2 separate regions of the Homo sapiens genome follow, and region 1 is linked to region 2. Evidence: chromatin loops called from intact Hi-C (ENCODE). Cell type or tissue: gastrocnemius medialis. All regions are shown on one strand. Links, peaks and the distances in the headings refer to the core of each region. The heading gives the core; the rest is flanking DNA. Region 1 has its middle 25 kb from the start of LINC02079. Region 2 overlaps PLXDC1 (plexin domain containing 1).

Region 1 (9,660 bases), core at 512-8,511, 140 kb before region 2:
AGATATTTTCAGTGGGTATAGAGTTCTAGGTTGATGGTAATTTCCTCAGCACATTGAAGGTATTATTCCATCATCATCTTACTTTTATTGTTGCTCTTGAGAAATCAGCTGTCAATCAAATTGTTTCAGGCTGAAGTTTTCTGACTCTTTTGTCTGTTTCTTTTCTTTTCTTTTTTTTTTTTTTTTTGAGATGGAGTTTCGCTCTTGTTGCCCAGGCTGGAGTGCAATGGCATGAATCTCAGCTCACTGCAACCTCCACCTCCTGGGTTCAAGCAATTCTGCTTCAGCCTCCCAAGTAGCTGGGATTACAGGCGCCTGCCACCACGCTCAGCTAATTTTTTGTATTTTTAGTAGAGATGGGGTTTTGCCATGTTGTCTAGGCTGGTCTTGAACGCCTGACCTCAAGCAATCTACCCGCCTCGGCCTCCCAAAGTGTTGGGATTACAGGTATAAGCCACTGCGCCCAGCCTCTTTTGTCTGTTTCTAAGATCTAGTCTCTGTCTTCAGTGCTCTGCAATTTTATTATAATGTGTTGAAATGTGGATTTCCTTTTATTTCTGTTATGAAGTTACTGAGGTTCTTGAATCTGGGTATCTTATTTTCCATTTATTTTCTTTCTTTCCCTTCCTCTCTCTCTTTCTTTCCCTTCCTCTCTCTCTTTCTCCCTTCCTTCTCCCCTCCCTTCCCCTGCCCTCCCCTTTCTTTTTCTTTTTTTTTGACAAGGCCTTGCTCTGTTACCTAGGCTGTAGTGCAGTGGTGCAATCACAACTCACTGCAACCTCCACCTCCAGGCCTCAAGCAATCCTCCTGCCTCAGCCTCCTGAGTAGCTGGGACTACAGGCATGCACCACGACACCTGGCTAATTTTTGTGTTTTTGCAGACACTAGGTCTCACTATGTTGCCTAGGCTGGTCTCAAACTCCTGGCCTCAAGCAATCCTCCTGCCTTGGCCTCCCAAAGTGCTGGGATTACAGGTGTGAGCCCATAATCCCAGCAGTGAGATTACAGATACAGTGCCCGGCTCATTTTCCATTTATTTTTCTCACTGTGCTGTCATCTGCATCATTTCTTTCACTCTGTTTTCTCTGCTTTTTTTCACCCCTTCTTCCTCTGAACTGCCTTCTCTTTTCAGTTGTGTCTAACCTGCTATTAAATCTGTCCAATGAATTTAAAATTTTTATTACTATATTTTTCATCTCCAGAATTGTATTTTTTTTAAAAAAAACTGCTTGGTCATTTGTATATTCTTTTATTATTAATTCCATTTGTCTGTCTTTCTTTTTCTTTTTCTTTTTTTTTTTTTGAGACAGAGTCTTGCTCTGTCACCCAGGCTGGAGTGCGGTGGCACCATCTGGGTTCACTGCAACCTCCGCAGTCCCGGGATTAAGCGATTCTCCTGCCTCAGCCTCCCGAGTAGCTGGAACTACAGGCATGCACCACCATGCCCAACTAATTTTTGTATTTTTAGTAGAGACAGGGTTTCACCATGTTGGCCAGGATGGTCTCCATCTCTTGACTTCGTGATCTGTCCACCTCGGCCTCCCAAAGTGTTGGGATTACAGGTGTGAGCCACCATGCCTGGCCTCATTTTTATTTCTTAAAAGCTCTAAAATAGTAATTTTATGTCATGTTTCTGATAATTTCTATATCTACAGTCTTTGTAGGTCTGATTCTGCTGTCTATATTTCTGCTTCTTTTGCTCATGGTGCCTAGTTTGTTTCGGTTTTGTGATTTTTGATTCTGTGGTTATTTTTATCAAAACTATATGTGGGAATTTTTTGAGGCCTGAGATAAAGGTGGGTTCTTCTAGAGAGAATTGCATATGCTTCTTCTAGCACTTTAGGTACTTAGGACCACTTTGTTTTATTTTATTTATTTATTTATTTATTTTTGAGGTGGAGTTTCACTCTTGTTACCCAGGCTGGAGTACAGTGGTGCCATCTTGGTTCACTGCAACCTCCGTTTTTTGGGTTTAAGTGATTCTCCTGCCTCAGCCTCCCGAGTAGCTGGAATTACAGGTGCCTGCCACCAAGCCCAGCTAATTTTTGTATTTTTAGTAGAGATGGGGTTTCATCATGTTGGCCAGGCTGGTCGCAAACTGCCGACCTCAGGTGATCCACTTGCCAGGTGATCCACTTGCCTTGGCCTCCCAAAGTGCTGAGATTATAGGCGTGAGCCACCACACCTGGCCCTTAGGACCACTTTAAATTAAAATCTCTGCTGGAGGCTTTTCAGACGATTCGACCCTGTGAAACTAAACTGCAAATTGTTAGGACTAGCTTTTATATCTTTTTCAGGAGTTCTTTTTCACTTTTTTTTTTTTTTTTGAGATGGAGTCTTGCTCTGTCACCCAGGCTGGAATGCAGTGGCGCAATCTTGGCTCACTGCAAGCTCCGCCTCCTGGGTTCACACCATTCTCCTGCCTCAGCCTCCGGAGTAGCTGGGACTACAGGCGCCTGCCACCACGCCTGGCTAATTTTTTGTATTTTTAGTAGAGATGGGGTTTCACTGTGTTAGCCAGGATGGTCTCGATCTCCCAACCTCGTGATCCACCCGCCTCAGCCTCCCAAAGTGCTGGGGTTACAGGCGTGAGCCACCACACCTGGCCCTTTTTCACTTTTATGTAGTACCAAGAACCAAGGCCATTTTGGCTATAGCCCCTTGTGGTCAGATGTATTTCTAGTTTAGCCTAATAGTAAGGGTATAGCTTTAGGGTCTCACCTGTGTGAGAGAATATGCAATTAGAATCTCCATCTTGGGCAGACCTTGAGTTCTGTCTTCTGTCCCTGGAGCTCCTTAAGGTCTTAAAAACTGAAAGCTACTGGTTTGGCAATTGCTCTGTTTATCTCTCTGGGTATCTGTTGTCACATGGTTTGGCTGAATATTCCTTACTTTCATTCATTTATTTAGAGGAAGATATTTTTAGTATTTGATCCAGAATTTTTAGTTGTTTTCAGCACGAGGATCAGTTAGGGCGCCTGGGTCAATTACACCATCTGAGGGGGACGTCTGGTTCCCCCTCACTTATTTTTCAATAATATCCTTAAAGTTTCTTTAGATAACTCTCAGGTCTATATGTGCATTGGTTCCAAAACCTTTGTACATAGCTTTATATTATTGTTTCCTTTCAATACCATGTCCTTTAAGTATGACACATACACAGTGAATTTTAGCATGTGAAACTGATATATTTGGCTGATGAAGAATTACATAATGTTAGGCAGAGAAAAAGATTTCAAGGGCAGCTGAGGTCTGCAATGTTCATGAAGTTTTGGATTTTTCTTTTTTGTGTGCCTCCTGTTTTCTCTTATGTTTTAAACTTTAATTTTGAAATACTCCTAAATAGCCCTGTTTATTTTCCTTGTTAACATTTCTGGTAAACAGAACAGTTTAATGTTTATCAAAGGAATGTTTTTAAGGACAGCATGATCACATTGGATAGTCTCCATTTTCAGCGAGTCTGGCTTTGAAGCACATAATAGAAACATTTTGAACATCTGATTCTCCACATTTCACCAGAGACTAGGCTTTATTTTCTGTGAATGCACCGATTATGGCAGCAAGAGTCAAGAAAACACAGCGAAGAGGAACTCAAACCTCTCCCCTTCCATTTCTCAGCTTGAAAGGGCTTTTCTTTTTCTCAGTTTTTTCTATTTCCTAAAGCCTTCTCTGACCAGCCTGGGGGAAGCCATCTCCCCTCCCCCTGAAAGCAAACGAGATGGTGCTCTTCTCACTCTCAGTACCATCCTCCCACAGGACCCCCTCAAGCTCTATGTCTTCTCCTACATCACTTTCTCTCTCCTGCCTCTCTGGCCTCTCCTCACCGCCTTTTCTTTTCTATTTTTGCCATTTTTAAAAAATTTTTTGAGACAGTCTTGCTCTGTCGCCCTGGCTGGAGTGCAGTGGTGTGATCTTGGCTTACTGCAACCTCTGCCTCCCGGGTTCAAGCTATTCTTGTGACTCAGCCACCTAAGTAGCTGGGATTACAGGAGCATGCCACAATGCCCAGCTAATTTTTGTATCTTAATTTTTATTTATTTAATTTGTTTGTTTATTTTGAGATGGAGTCTCGCTCTGTCGCTCAGGCTGGAGTGCAGTGGCACAATCTCAGCTCACTGCAGCCTCTGCCTCCTGGGTTCAAGCGATTCTCCTGCCTCAGCCTCCTGAGTAGCTGGGATTACAGCTGCCACCACGCCCAGCTAATTTGTGTACTTTTAGTAGATATGGGGTTTCACCATGTTGGCCAGGCTGGGCTTGAACTCCTAACCTCAAGTGATCCACCTGCCTCGGCCTCCCAAAATGCTGGGGTTACAGGTGTGAGCCACCACGACCAGCCTATTTTTACAATTTTTAAAAACGTCATTTTGTTTTTAAATAGTTTTAACATTTTTTACTATCTATTGTATATCAACTGGTCATATCACAACCTCCTTTTCACCTGCTTCTTTCTTCCTTTTTTTTTTTTCTTTGAGACAGGGTCTTGCTCTGCCACTCCAATTGGAGTGCAGTGGTGCAATCACAGTTCACTGCAGCCCCGACCTCCCAGGCTCAAACCATCTTCCAGCCTCAGCCTCCCGAGTAGCTGGGACTACAGGCACATGCCACCACACCTAGCTAATTTTATTTTTTGTAGGATGAGGTTTTGCCATCCTGCCCATGCTGGTCTCGAACTCCTGGGCTCAAGTGATCCTCCTGCCTTGGCCTCCCAAAGTGCTGGGATTATAGGTGTGAACCACCACACCTGGCTTCTTTCACCTTCTTCTTAAATGCCAGTGCTCCTCCAGGCTGTGTGAGAGGCCCTTTTCTCTTCTCCTTCCAAACACTCATCCCCACTGGTGGCTCATGTTGGTGACTTATGTTGATGACTCACAAAGATTATCTCTAGGTCGGCCTCCCCAGGAGCTCCAGACCTCTGTCTCCAAGTGGACACCTCCACCTGGATGTCCCATAGGCTTCTCAACTCAATGTGTCCTGAACTTATTTGCTACCCAACTCCCCATCCTCACTAATATCTGCTTTTCTTCCTGCTTCTGTTCAAGCCAGAACCTGGAAATCATCCTAGACCCTTCCTTTCCCTATTTCCTCATCTCATTCTTCCTCTAAGGCTGACCAGTTCTTTCTTCACAGACAGATAGTCATTATCTGTTCCATTACAAATGCCACTGCCCCTTCCAGGCCCTCCCCTTTTCTTGCCCAGGCCACTGTATTTGCATCTTAACTAGTCTCCCTGCCTCCCATAACATCCTCCTTGAATCCATCCTCTGCACTACCTCCAGGGGACCTCCAGAGTGAGTGTTCTAGAATGCAAATCTGATATCTTTCCCTTGATCAAAACGCCTCACTGGTTTAAAAGGAAGGAATTAGAATTCTTCAGGGTGGCTGCCATGTTCCTCCCACCCCCATCTTGGCACACTCCTCTCCTGTACCCAGCCACGCCTACCCTGTGTTCCAGCGGAGTGAATTGCTCACAGTTCCCAAAGGCCCCAGGCTCTTGCACACAAACCTCCTTTGCTGGGAGTGGACTTCCTCTTGCCGCCGCCCACTTAGCCGGGTCATTGCGGTTTTTCCTTCCAGGCTCAGCCCAAACATCGCCTCTTCTGGAAAGCCTCCCTTGAATCCCACTCCTCTCCCTTCCCCGGTCTGAAAAAGTGTCCTCCTCTGTGCACATTATGTTTTGGGGCATTTTTGCCAGTAGAAGGAAGCTCAGTCTCCTGGGCTTTGAGCTCCTTGAGGGCAGGAGCCTCTATCGGTCCCTTCTGGGCTCTCAGGCACCTCACACGGTGCTGACACAACAGGTGCTTGACCCCAAGTTCTTCTGTTGATGAGCGAGGTGATCTTGGGTAAATCATTTAACCTCCTTACATTTTAGTAGAGATAAATGTACTCTACCTCCCACCGGATTAAATAAGATAGAGTGTATAAAAATACTTTGGAGATTGCATTTCATTGCTTTTCAAATGTGAGGACTTCTTATTACCATGGATGTGCAACTTCAATTAGTGTGCTTTAGAAAAATGTACTCTGTTCATTTCCCCCTCCTTCTCCGGGGCCTTCTCCGCTCCACCAAATGCCCTCTGCCTCCTTCCTTTCCCATCTGGCTGTTTTCTTCTTTTCCACCTACAAATCCATTCTCAGCTCACCCATTCTAAAAACAAGTCTTCCTCCCATCCCTCCTCCCCCTCGAGCCACAGTCCTTCCTTTCTTCCCCCCATTGCTGCCAAAGCCCTTCAAAGAGTGTTTTACTGGCGGCTTCCGGATCTCACCACCCACTTCTTTCTTAATCGGCACAATCTGGATCCGCCCTCAGCACGTCACAGTCCGTGGATCCTCTGAGAACTCCTGTGACCTCCTATTGCTGCTGGATTGCAGGCTCTTCTCGGGCTTGATCTTGGAAGCATCTGGCCCTGCTGAAACCCTCCTCCTTGGCGATAGGGATCCTGAACTTTCCCCATTTTCCTTTTCTCTCTCCAACAGTTGCTTGTTCTCTTCCCGTAAGTGTTGGCATCCTCGAGACTCTTGCCCTTTGGCCTCTTGTTTTCTCTCCTTCCTGCTTCGTGATCTCACCCACTCCCAGGACTGCCATCAGGCCCTCTTTGCAGATGTCTTCCCAGACTGCCGTTTAGCACTGAGCTCCTTTCTGAGCTGTCGGTCCATGTATCCAGCTGCTGGCTAGACAGCTACATTTGATGGTCCTGCTGGCACCTGAAACTCAAAATGTCCAAAATGAAAATCATCCATGGCTGGGCACCACGGCTCACGCCTGTAATCCCAGCACTTTGGGAGGCTGAGGCAGGCGGATCACTTGGGGCCAGGAGTTCACGACCAGCCTGGCCAACATGGTGAAACCTCATCTCTACTAAAAATACAAAAAAATTAGCTGGGCGTGGTGATGCATGCCTGTAGTCCCAGCTACTCGGGAGGCTGAGGCACAAGAATTCCTTGAACCCAAGAGGCGGAGGCTGCAATGAGCCAAGATCATGCCACTGCACTCCAGCCTGGGCAACAGAGTGAGACTCCATCTCAAAAAAAAAAAAAAAAAAAAAGGAAAATCATCCTCATACTGCTTTTCCCACCGAACCACTTCAGTTCCCGTTTGTCTTATTTCTATTAATGGTGCCCTCATTCTCCCGATCGTCTAGAAATTCCTCACTCTTGCTTTCCTCCCACATCAAGTCACTTGCCAAGTCCTATAGATCCTCTTACAGAAGTATCTGTGGTTTCCCCACCTTCGTGTTTGGAGTGCCCTCCAGAAAGGCCTTCATTACCTCTATCTAAACCATCTCCATAGCCTTACAGGTTTGGCTTTCATAATTTTTTTTCTACTTCCTTCCCTTCCCCCTCCCTCCTCCCTCCTTGTCTCTCTCTCCCTTCCTTTTCTGTCTTTCTCTCTCCTTTTCAATAAATATTTATTGAGCACCTACTATGTGCCAGGCACTGGAAAAATAAAAAGTTAATGCAGTGCAGTCCCATTCCCAAGATTTTGAAAGCCAGCAGAGCACTTATTTCAAGAGCCCTGCATTCCGGTGGGGGCCCTGCAGAAGTAAGCCACAATCACAATAGGGTGTAATTGCACTTAGGGCCTTCCAGCTGGTCTCCTGGCCCCCATTTCTTCCTCCTTCCCAATCCATGGTGTTATTAATTTGTGTTAGATTAATATTCCTCAGGTCTTGTGACAATTCCGCCAGTCCCCTTCATTGGCTGTCCATTGCTATGTCTAAGTCCTCAGTACATTTTTATGAGTTTTTAAAAATTTCCCCATCCTGCTTCTCTACATGCGTCTCCAGGGTTCTCCTCTCCTGCTCTCCACCACCCATCGTTTACTGGGAATTCTCTGAAAATGCATTGTTCCTGCCCCTGTGCCTTTCTTCTTATAATTCCCTCCTCCATCACTCTGGCTGTAAAAATTCTAATTATCGCCAGGTGCGGTGGCTCACGCCTGTAATCCTAGCACTTTGGGAGGCCGAGGTAGGCGGATCACTTGAGGTCAGGAGTTTGAGACCAGTCTGACCAACATGGTGAAACCTCATCTCTACTAAAAATACAAAAAGTAGCTGGGCGTTGTGGCGCAAGCCTGTAATCCCGCTACTCGGTAGGCTGAGGCAGGAGAATGGCTTGAACCTGAGGGGCGGAGGTTGCAGTGAGCCAAGACTGCACCACTGCACTCCAGCCTGGGTGACAGTGAGACTCCAACTCAAAAAAAAAAAAAAAAGTCCTAACCATGGGTCTATTTTGAGCCGTGACTCCAGCAGGTATAACTCTTCCCTCCAGCAGTGCTTCCAACCCCCTCGTCATTCTCACTGTGGCACAAAACGAATGATTCAACCAGCAAACCATCTGCTAGAGTCACAGAGAGCTGCAGCAACCCCCAGCTTTGTGGGGTTAACAAGCAAACCCTGAGAGCCATCTCCACCAGCAACAAGGGTCCCGTGTTAGGGGCAGACGTCCCTGAGCAGTCAGGGGAAACCTTGCACTTATCCAAGAGCACAAATAGGACCAAAGCCCCCAACACGCCATAAGGGCCATCAGCAGCATCATCGCGAGGAGGGACTGCAGAGTAGAACCCATCGTGTGGCCTCTAGAGTCCATAGTACATGGCTGGGTAGAGCAAACTGCTCACAGTTCTGGGGCACATTCTACATCTCACATGCCACCAGCTCCTCCCCTATGCTTTCCTGATTTTCTCATCACACGTTGATGCTACTGCTTTTCCGTATTGCCCCTCATGACATCTGCTGTGGTATTTGGTACCTTTTGCCTAGGAGATCTACTTTTTTTTTTTCTTAGACGGAGTCTCACTCTGTCGCCCAGTCTGGAGTGCAGTGGTGTGATCTCGACTAATTGCAGCCTCCGCCTCCCGGGTTCCAGTGATTCTCCTGCCTCAGTCTCCTGCGTGGCTGGGATTACAGTCGTGCGCCACCATGCCCAGCTAATTTTTGTATTTTTAGTAGAGACGGGGTTTCACCATGTCGGGCAGGCTGGTCTCGAACTCCTGACCTCTGACCTCAGGTGAACTGCCTGCTTCAGCCTCCCAAAATGCTGGGATTACAGGCGTGAGCCAGCGCCCCCGGCCAAGATCCACTTCTTTGTGTACCTTTTTTTTTTTTTTTTAAGAGAGAGGATCTAGATCTGTCACCCAGGCTGGAGTGCAGTGGCATGATCACAGCTCACTGCACTCAACCTCAACCACCCCAGTTCAAGCTCTGCCTCAGCCTCCCTAGTAGCTAGGACTACACGTGCACACCACCATGCCCAGCTAATTTTTAACATTATTTTTGGTAGAGATGAGGGCTCACTATGTTTCCCAGACTGGTCTTGAACTCCTGGGCTCAAGCGAACCTCCTGCCTCAGCCTCCCAAAGTGCTAAGGTTACAGGCTTGAGCCACCGTACCTGGCTCTTTGTGTACTTTTGTCTCATCCACCCTAACTACTAAACTCCCAAGCTTGTTAGGACAGTGATCACAAGCCCTGGAGCATGGGAGAAGGAGATTACTAAGTATCCGTGGACTCCAATGCAGGGAGATTTCTTCCATGGCAGGATAGGGGAGGAACCATAGCCTAGTCTTGGTACTTTCCAGGGTGACTCTCAGGGTGGCTTACACACACACACACACACACTCACCCACACTCACACACTCTTTCTCTCACTCTCTCTTAAGAAAT
Region 2 (9,660 bases), core at 683-8,682:
CCCCAGTCTGTAGATGGGGCAGAAATGGGGTGGGGAAGGGCCCCATCTGGCAGCTGAGATGTGACTCATAAGGCCACTGTCAGCTTTTTCTTCCCTAAGTCATGGGAGAGTCCAGTTTCAGGAATGCTGTGGTCAGGCTGTGCATCCTGATACAATCCATTTGATGTCTCTGGGTCCAGGAGGGAGTAGGCAGCCTATGAAACGCTGAGATGCTGTGATTTTATGACCCAGTCTGGGCCCTGCTTCCATCCCCTCCCCGGGGATTCTTCTCTCCACCCTGTCCTCCGGGGCCAACCCCAAATGATATGTGATTTGCATGTAGGACAAGCACACCTGGGGCAGCTGGTGAGACCTCCCCCACCCCCACTTCGCTCCCCCTCCATGTTCCTCCAGCACTCACCACCACCCTGGTCCTGTTATCTGGCAGCGTGTCCATGGCCAGGGTGCCCCCACCCAGGTCCTGGCTCAGCTGGGTCCTGTCCGGCTCTGACACATGCCCAGGGCTCTCTCGGGCTCTCCGGTTCCAGCCCCGCACGGTCCCTTTGGCAGCCCATCCAGAGCCTGGGCCCTCATCGTGACCTGGGAGAAGGGGACAGAAACCTGAGTGCCAGCAGTCCGGAATGAAGATCAGGAGGGGAATCCAGCCCAGTTATTCTGCAAGGGCCCCAACACCATGCCACTGTAGAATTTGCAGACACTTGACTGACTACCAGGACAGGAGACACCCAATGTGTACTGAGAGTCACGTGCCCAGCTCCAGGCCAAGCACTTCGCACATATCCTTTTAATCCTCATGCCAGCTCTCCGCAGTAGTTAGGATGTTCTCCATTTTGCAAACAAGAATCAGAGGCTCAGAGGTTAAAAGTCACGCAGTGGGTTAGGCATGCAGGTAAGTTTCAAACCCAAGCTGATCTGCCTCCAAAGGGTGATTATTCTCAACCTCAGCTATACACTGGAGTCACCTGGACAGCTTCAAAAGTTCCTGATGTCTGGGTCCCACCCTAGAGATCTCTTGTAACTGGTCTATGGTGTAGCCTGGGCATTCAATTTCTTTTTCTTTTTCTTTTTTTGAAATGGAGTCTCGCTCTGTCACCCAGGCTGGAGTGCAGTGGCCCGAGCTCCGCTCCCTGCAAGCTCCGCCTCCAGGGTTCACGCCATTCTCCTGCCTCAGCCTCCCGAGTAGCTGGGACTACAGGCGCCCGCTACCGCGCCCAGCTAATTTTTTGTATTTTTAATAGAGACGAGGTTTCACCGTGTTAGCCAGGATGGTCTCAATCTCCTGACCTCGTGATCCACCCGTCTCGGCCTCCCAAAGTGCTGGGATTACAGGCGTGAGCCACCGCGCCTAGCCTCGATTTCTTAAAAGAGCCTCAGGGGAGATTTTGAGGAGTCTTGGACTTAACTCTGCAGGCAAGGGTGAGAACCATTGCCGTTGAGCCTTCCAAACCAGTTTCTTATTTCTCTGGCAGAAATGGCACATAATCCTATTTCCCAGTGGGGTCAGGGGACTAGAAGCCAGAGTTCTTTTCGTTCAGGGCTTCTCAACCTCGGTACTATTGACATTTGGACTGGATAATTCCTTTTCCAATTTTTTTATTGTGGCAAAATACACATAACAAAATTTGCCATCTAACCATTTCCAAGTGTACAATTCAGTAACATTAAATACATTCCTAATGTTGTATGACCATCACCACCATCTATCTGCATAACTCTTTTCACCTTGTAAAACTAAAATTCTGTACCCGTTAAATAATAACTCCCTATTCACCCCTGTTATTTTATTTTATTTAAGAGATGGGGCCTTGCTCTGTCACCCAGGCTGGGGAGTAGTGGTGCGATCATAGCTCACTGCAGCCTCCAACTGCTGGGCTCATGCGATCCTCCCACCTCAGCTTCCTAAGTAGCTGGGACTATAGGCATGCGCCACCATGCCCAGCTAATCTTTTTACTTTTTATAGAGACAGGGTCTCACTATTTTGTTCAGGGTGGTTGGTCTTGAATTCCTGGTCTCAAGCAATTTTCCTGCCTTGGCTCCCAAGGTGCTGGGATTACAGATATGAGCCACAGCGCGCAGCCTGTATCTATGATTTTGACTACTCTAAGTATCTCATATAAATGGCATCATACTATATTTGTCTTTTTGTGATTGGCTTATTTCACTTAGCATAATAAATTCAAGGTTCATTCATGTCGTAGCATATGGCAGAATTGACTTCCTTTTGAAGGCTGAATAATATTCCATTGTGTGGATATACCACATTTTGCTAACCCACTCAACTATCAATGGATGTCTGTTTTGCTTCCACGTTTTAGCTATTGTGAACAATGCTGCTACAAACATGGGTGTACAAATATCTCTTTGAGACCTGGCCTTCAATTCTTTTGGGTATATACCCAGAAGCGGAATTGCTGGATTGTATGGTAATTCTATTTCTAATTTTTTGAGGAATTGTCATACTGTTTTCCATATAAAATGTTTTCCATGTAAAATGACTGGACCATTTTACATTCCCACCAACCGTGCACATGGGTTCCAATCTCTCCACATTCTTGCCAATACTTGTTATTTTCTGTTTTTTTTATAGTAGCCATCCTAACAGGTATGAGGTTATATCTCATCGTTTTTATAAATTGGCATTTCCCTGATGATTAGTGATGCCGAACATCTTTTCATATGCTTGTGGGCCATTTGTATATCTTCTTTGGAGAAATGTCTATTTAAGTCTTTTTCCTGTTTTTAAATTGGATTGTTGGTTGGACTGGATAATTCATTGTTATGCGGGAACTGTCCAGTGCTCTGTAAGATGTTTAGCAGCCGCAGCCTTGGCCCCTGCTCACTAAATGCCAGTAGCACCACGCTCCTCCCCATCCCAAGCTGTGACAATGAAAAACGTCTCCAAACATTGCCAAATATCCCCTGGGGAATAAAATTAACCCCCCCTTGCCCCATTGAGGGAGGGGTAATTTTTTACTGTTTTACTCCTATCACTACCTAGATACTGTCTAGGATGGCAAATAGGTTTCATATCACATGCCATCTGCAATCCATTCGTGACAGCCAGAGGCACTCCAACTGAGAATGCAAAGGCTCCTCTTGTATTTAGCAGGAAGGACTGTGAAGATCAATAAGCAATGTCTGCCATGGGCACAGGATTGGAAAGTGACTACACACAGGCCATTTCGCGGCCATGCGAACCTCCATTTCTGGAGGTTGCGAAATGGCTTTAGGTTCCATGATCTCCTCTCCAGTTCCCTCTAGGTTGTTAAATGCATGCTTTTTTTGAGACAGGGTCTCACTCTAGCATGCAGGCTGGAGTGCAGTGGCACAATCACAGCTCACTGTACGCTTGACCTCTCAGGCTCAAGCAATCCTCCCACCTCAGCCTTCTGAGTAGCTGGTACTACAGTTGCATGCCACCACACCCGGCTAGTTATTATTATTTTATTTTGTATTTTTCGTAGAGGCTGGGTTTCACCATGTTGCCTACACTGGCCTTGAACTCCTGGGCTCTAGCGGTCCTTCCACCTTGGCCTCCCAAAGTGGTGGGATTATAAGCGTGAGCCACTGCACCAGGTCTGTTAAATTAGTTCTAACAAAAGGCCGGGCGTGGTGGCTCACACCTATAATCCTAGCACTTTGGGAGGCTGAGGTGGGTGGATCACCTGAGGTCAGGAATTCGAGACCAGCCTGGCCAACATGACGAAACCCCGTCTCTACTAAAAATACAAAAATTAGCCGGGCATGGTGGCGGGCACCCATAATCCCAGCTACTCGGGAGGCTGAGGCAGGAGAATTGCTTGAACCTGGGAGGCAGAGGTTGCAGTGAGCCGAGATTGCGCCACTGTACTCCAGCCTGGACAAAAAAGCGAAACTCCTTCTCCAAATAAATAAATAAACAACACAAAAACCATCCTTTTCCACTTCAAAAAGATTTATGCCCCCCAAAGCTGTGGCTTTTATTGTCATTCTAATGGTCACACCTACTATGGATGTATATATGAGAACAGACCATCAGATAGGTGGATCTGACATTCCCCACCTATGACCCTCTTCCATTTCAGGCCCACCCTGTGTCAGATACCTGTCTCAACCTCTGCCTTCCCCCAGCCCACTCCCCAGAGCTCCTGGATGTGGCTCTCCCTCTCCTAGAGCACCTACGTGTGCGACTATGTGCCTATCTCCCTGGTAGATTTGAGTTCCCCCAGGATTCTCTCCACCTTCTTCAAATTTGGCATGTCCAGCAAACAGCAGGTGCTCCATCACTGCAGAATTGAGGACGCAGTGCATAGGGTAGCTCCTGGGAGCCAGCAAGGACAGAGGTTGAGACCAGGCTTGGCCAGGCCCAGGCCTGGGGCTGAGGCCAGAACTCCGCTGTGGGGCCCTGCTTTGTCATTAGACATTGTATCCAATTAAGTCATTCTTGGCTGCTGGCGCCTACTGGACCCTTGCCGGCCCCCTCTCACTTCTCTGCCCCTAATAGCAACCAGATGCTGCTGGAGCACGTGGGGAGGAGGGCAGTCCCCAGACCCCTTCCCCAAGATGCCCACTGGCTGCCCACAGATGGACATGAGTCCAGGGCTGGGAAGGCAGCCTGCCCACTGCCCAGGCCCAAGCCAGGGCTGTCTGGTCTCTCTTGGGTGGGGCCCACAGCTGCTTCTGGAGACAGAGCTGTTTGTGCTGGGCTGGTCTGCCCAGCTCCCCAGGTCTTCCTGCAAGCAGCCCTGGGGCCTGGGCAGGAGCCAGAACAGGATAGAGCGGGTAGTGAACAAGTGGAGGGGCTCAGCGGCCCAGAGAGGAGTGTTGGGGATCTTCAGGATTCACAAACCTGGAGCCGAGACAGGAGGCGGGATGGTGGAGGCCTGCAGCCCGGGGAAGGACAGGGAGGGGGCCCAGCTGGGGGTGGCCAGGGAAGAGACACTGGGTTGACCTCCACACCCAGTCTTGCCACTCACAAGTTATGGGACCTTAGCCCCATCAGTTTTCCTCTCTAATCCTCAGCTCCCTAGTGACTCAAATGGATTTGACGATGGTGCCCACAGTACAGGCTGCCATAAGCGTCAAGTGAGAAACACAAATGAGGTTTTATAGAGAGCTCAGGCCAGGGTAAGAGGTAAAGAGTCCATGAAAGAGGGCAGGGCGAGGGATGGAGAGGGAGCTTGACCAGGACCCTGGCCTACCCTGGCCTAGCCCTGAATCTTACTCTTCCAACCCATACTACATCTGTTTCCTGGCCACCCTTCCTTCCCTGTTGCCTGGGACAGGACGTCATCCCCACGACTCATGAAAGAAGCCAACACAGCTGGTTGCTCACGTGTATGTGCAGGGGCCCACGTGCCTGTGCACATGCCCACAAAGACTTTCCTGAAAGCCTCGGCCTTCCCGTATGTGCTCACACACAAGTTGGACACCTGCCCAACCCTCAGCCACTCCTCACCCCACCTGCCTTCCACTGGAGAGAGCTCCATTTTCCCTGGACCCGTTCCCCGCCTGCATGTGTTGCCAAGGAGCTTCCGGAACACAAGCTGTTCATTCATTGATTCACTCACTCATGGCCCCAAGTAGTGTGCAGTCCAGTGGGATGCCATAATAATCACCCTAGTAATAAAAATGATAGCTGACTTTCAGAGAATGCTGCTCTGTGCTAGCACTATTCCAGGGGCTTTAAACACATCCACCCCCTTAATCCCCACAATAATCCCATGAAATAGTTACTAGTTTAAAATCCATTTTACAAATGGAGAAACTGAGGCACAAAGACGTTAAGGAACCTCCCAAGGTCACAGAACCAGTCCATGGCAGGATCTGAACTCAGGCAGGCTGGCTCCAGAGCCTACTCAGAACCACAGAAAGTGCAGTAAAAAGTGACCGACAATCCCCACTGTTTCCCAGGGTGCAGGGGCAGCCCCGGGGTGGGGCTGGCATGTGGGCTAGGTTCTTGGAGGGCCCTACTCAGGCTGCCATTGGGCCTGAACCTGAGAGCTTCCCTGGGAGACTGTGTCCCCCAGCATGCAGGGTACAGCCCAGCAGTAGCGTCCCAGTCCCCTCAGCTGGCACTGGTCCCATTTCAGGGCAAGGGGGAATGGGGCTGACCTCAGGAGGCCAGGTTGTGCGGCCCCAGAGCCTGGGCCAAGCCATCCTCATCTCACCCAACACCCAAACTTGGCATCCCAGCCCTGGGCCACCCCATAGCTCAGGTTACCACAGCCTCTATCCTGGGTCAGCCTCCACCCTTAATGCCCTAGAGCTAATCTCCCCCACCATAGCCAGGACAAGCCACCTAGAGGGTGAACTTGATTCCATCTCTCTCCGGCTTCCAGCTCACCTGTCCCTGGCTCATCCTGTCCCACAGGCTGAGAAAAAGAGGAGAAGAGAAAGGAGGCGAGGGGAGGGGAGGGAAGGGAGAGCATCTTTAAATGCCCTGAGTACCTGAGATACACCGAACTGGAAACACCCTTCCCTTGGAACTTCATTGTAGTATCAGAGCAGTAAAACAACACAGGTTTGGAATCAGACAAGCTAGACACTGAACCCTGAATCTACCACCTACTAACTACAACATTGGACAAATTACACACACTCTCTAAGACTCAGTTTCCTCATCTGTGAGATGGGGCTGATAAAACATAAACTTGGTAGGTTTGACACTTTAACAAAATCATATACACAGAGCACCCAGCAAGTCGCCCTGCCTTCCCTGGGTTTCACATGAGGACTGAAACCGTCTTCTCAGGGTTAACAAGAATTACATGCCGGGTTCTGGGCAGAAGTATAGGAGTAATTAAGCATTAATCAGGCTGCACTTCGGCCCATTCCTTTTTTTTTTTTTTTTTTGAGAGGGAATCTCGATATGTCACCCAGGCTGGAGTACATTGGTGTGATCTCAGCTCCCTGCAACCTCCACCTCTCGGGTTCAAGCAATTCTCCTGCCTCACCATCCCAAGTAGCTGGGACTACAGGAGTGCGCCACCACACCCAGCTAATTTTTATATTTTTAGCAGAGATGGGGTTTCACCATGTTGGCCAGGCTAGTCTTGAGCTCCTGACCTCAAATGATGCTCCCGCCTTGGCCTCCCAAAGTGCTGGGATTATAGGCATGAGCCACCACGCCTGGCCAGCTTTTATTTAAGAATTGTTTAAGGCCAGGTGCAGTGGCTCATGCCTATAATCCCAACACTTTGGGAGGGTGAGGTGGTGGGATCACTTGAGTCCAGGAGTTCGAGACCAGACTGGACAACATAGCAAGACCCCATCTCTACTAAAATTTTTTTTAAAGTCTGGACATGGTGGCTCATGCCTGTAGTCCCAGCACTTTGGAAGGCCAAGACAGGAGGATTACCTGAGCCCAGGAGTTGGAGATCAGCCTGGGCAACATGGCAAGACCTTGTCTTTTTTATAATAAAAAAAGGTATTATAAAATTTAATTTATTATTAATAATAAATTTTAAAAAATTAGCCAGATGTGGTGGTGCATGCCTGCAGTCCCAGCTACTCAGGAAGCAGAGGCAGGAGGATCACTTGAGCCCAGGAAGTTGAGGCAGCAGTGAGCTATGATCACACCACTGCACTCCAGCCTGAACAACAGAGTGAGACCCTGTCTCAAAAAAGAAAAAAAAAAAAGAAGGATTAAGATGGTTTTCGGATCCTGAATTCCAGCAGAAGGGCCAATTCGAAGACCCTCAGACAGGAAATGATTTTTTTTTTTTTTTTTTTTTTTTTGAGACGGAGTCTCGCTCTGTCACCCAGGCTGGAGTGTAGTGGCACGATCTCGGCTCACTGCAACCTCTGCCTCCCGGATTCAAGCAATTCTCCTGCCTCAGCCTCCCAAGTAGCTGGGATTACAGGCATGTACCACCACGCCCAGCTAATTTTCTTGTGTTTTTAGTAGAGACAGGGTTTCACCATATTGGGCAGGCTGGTCTCGAACTCCTGACCTTGTGATCCACCCACCTCGACCTCCCAAAGTGCTGGGATTACAGGCGCGGGCCACCGCGCCCAGCCGAGGAACTGATTTAACATGAGAATGCAGTTTCTTTATTTCTTCATGCACTCTTCAACCAATTAACAATTCCCACACGTTGGCCACCCCACCCCAAACCCCATAAAACCTCTAGCCCCAAATGCTGCCCCACGATGATGAAACTCTTTCTCTGCTGCCCCCTCGGTGTTGGTGTGTCAACTTGCTGCACCTTGGGCAACACACCAGTTAGGGTCACAGGACCAGCTTTCAGAGGGGCCAGGGAAGGCTCCAAACCCTAAACTGAAATCCTGCCTCCAAGTTACAAAGCCCCTAACCATACCCTCTCCCTTTCCTCTGGCAGGTAGGGACCCACTGAGGACCCTCACCTGGGGAGAGGGAAGGAGTCAAAGGAAGTGCAGGGAGGGACCACCAGGTAGCAGAAGGGAAGAGGGAGGGAGGGAAGGGGAGGGGAGGGGAAGGGAGGGACAGCAAGAAGAGTTCAGCTCTCTATGTGTGTCCCTTGAGGGGAGAGTCTGGGATCTGTGCCACCTCTGATATACTCACTCAGTCACTCACTCATTCATTCAATACACTTTTATTGAGTCGCAGGCACTGTGCTGGGTGCTGGGGGGACACAAGCCCTGTACCCAGGAAGAGTCTAGTTTTCTTCATGGAGACATACAAAATGAATCATTTGGTAAGGGCTATGAAGAAAATCAGACAGAGGAAAGGGTTGGGGTTGTTGCTACTCTACACAGAGCCATGAGGTGGGGCTCTCTGAGGAGGGTCCCCTTGAGCTGATTAAGACCTGAATGAGAAGAAGCCAGTTAGTTATCTGTCGATCGGAGGGGACGGCAGCTGGAGTGGGTTAAGGGGTGAATCTGGGGAGAGCTAGAGAAGATGGTGGGATGAGGGAGGGGCTGCCTGACCTCCATAAGTTCGCATTTTAGTCTCAGGTTGTTGGAGCCCTAGAGACAATCTGGTCCAACCTCCTTCCCTCCTTTTTTTAAAAAAAGATGGGACCTCGTTATGCTGCCCTCACTATGTGGCATGATCATAGCTCACTGCAGCCTCCAGTTCCTGGGCTCAAACGATCCTCCTGCCTCAGCCTTCCGAGTACCTGGGACTACAGGCGCACACCGCCATGCCCAGCTAATTTTTTATTTTAATTTTAATTTTTTTTTTTGACAGAGTCTTACTCTGTTGCCCAGGCTGGAGTGCAGTGGTGCGATCTCAGCTCACTATAACCTCTGCCTCTCGGGTTCAAGCTATTCTCCTGCCTCAGCTTCCTGAGTAACTGAGATTACAGGCATGCACCACCACGCCTGGCTAATTTTTACTAATATACTAATATTAATAATATTAATAACAATACTAAATATACTAATTTTTGTATATTTAGTAGAGACGGGGTTTCACCATGTTAGCCAGGCTGGTCTCAAACTCCTGACCTCAGGTGATCCGCCGGCCTCGGCCTCCCAGAGTGCTGGGATTACAGGCATGAGCCACCCTGCCTGGCCTAAATCATTTATAGACATGGGGTCTCACTATTTTGCCCAGGCTGGTCTCAAACTCCTGGTCTAAAGCTATCCTCCCACCTCAGCCTCCCAAAGTGTTAGGATCACAAGCATGAGCCACCGTGACTGGTGCAAGCCCCCATTTTATAGACGGGGAAACCTTCCTCAGAGAAAGGAGGAAG

Evidence for each region. A loop is a pair of places that touch in the nucleus more often than their neighbours do. Peaks named below come from ENCODE experiments on the same cell type or tissue, not always from the same donor. Only the 100,000 strongest peaks of a DNase experiment are listed, where the experiment ranks them.
Region 1: it touches region 2 in a loop (4-fold over the local background); 6 of 110 quality-filtered maps call a loop at or near these places.

The regions. Positions count from the first base shown.
Region 1 is chr17:38,997,018-39,006,677 of GRCh38, forward strand. No RefSeq gene overlaps it. Among named protein-coding and RNA genes, the nearest start is that of LINC02079, 25 kb to the right of the region's middle. In gastrocnemius medialis, for the core only: no CTCF peak of the experiment used is centred there; DNase peaks (open chromatin) are centred at 5,484 and 6,314; H3K4me3 peaks cover 1,319 bases; H3K27ac peaks cover 4,667 bases.
Region 2 is chr17:39,139,254-39,148,913 of GRCh38, forward strand. PLXDC1 (plexin domain containing 1) reads right to left here. Exons shown (of 14, transcript NM_020405.5): 2 at 401-579. Among named protein-coding and RNA genes, the nearest start is that of PLXDC1, 7.6 kb to the right of the region's middle. In gastrocnemius medialis, for the core only: no CTCF peak of the experiment used is centred there; DNase peaks (open chromatin) are centred at 4,458 and 5,388; H3K27ac peaks cover 2,257 bases.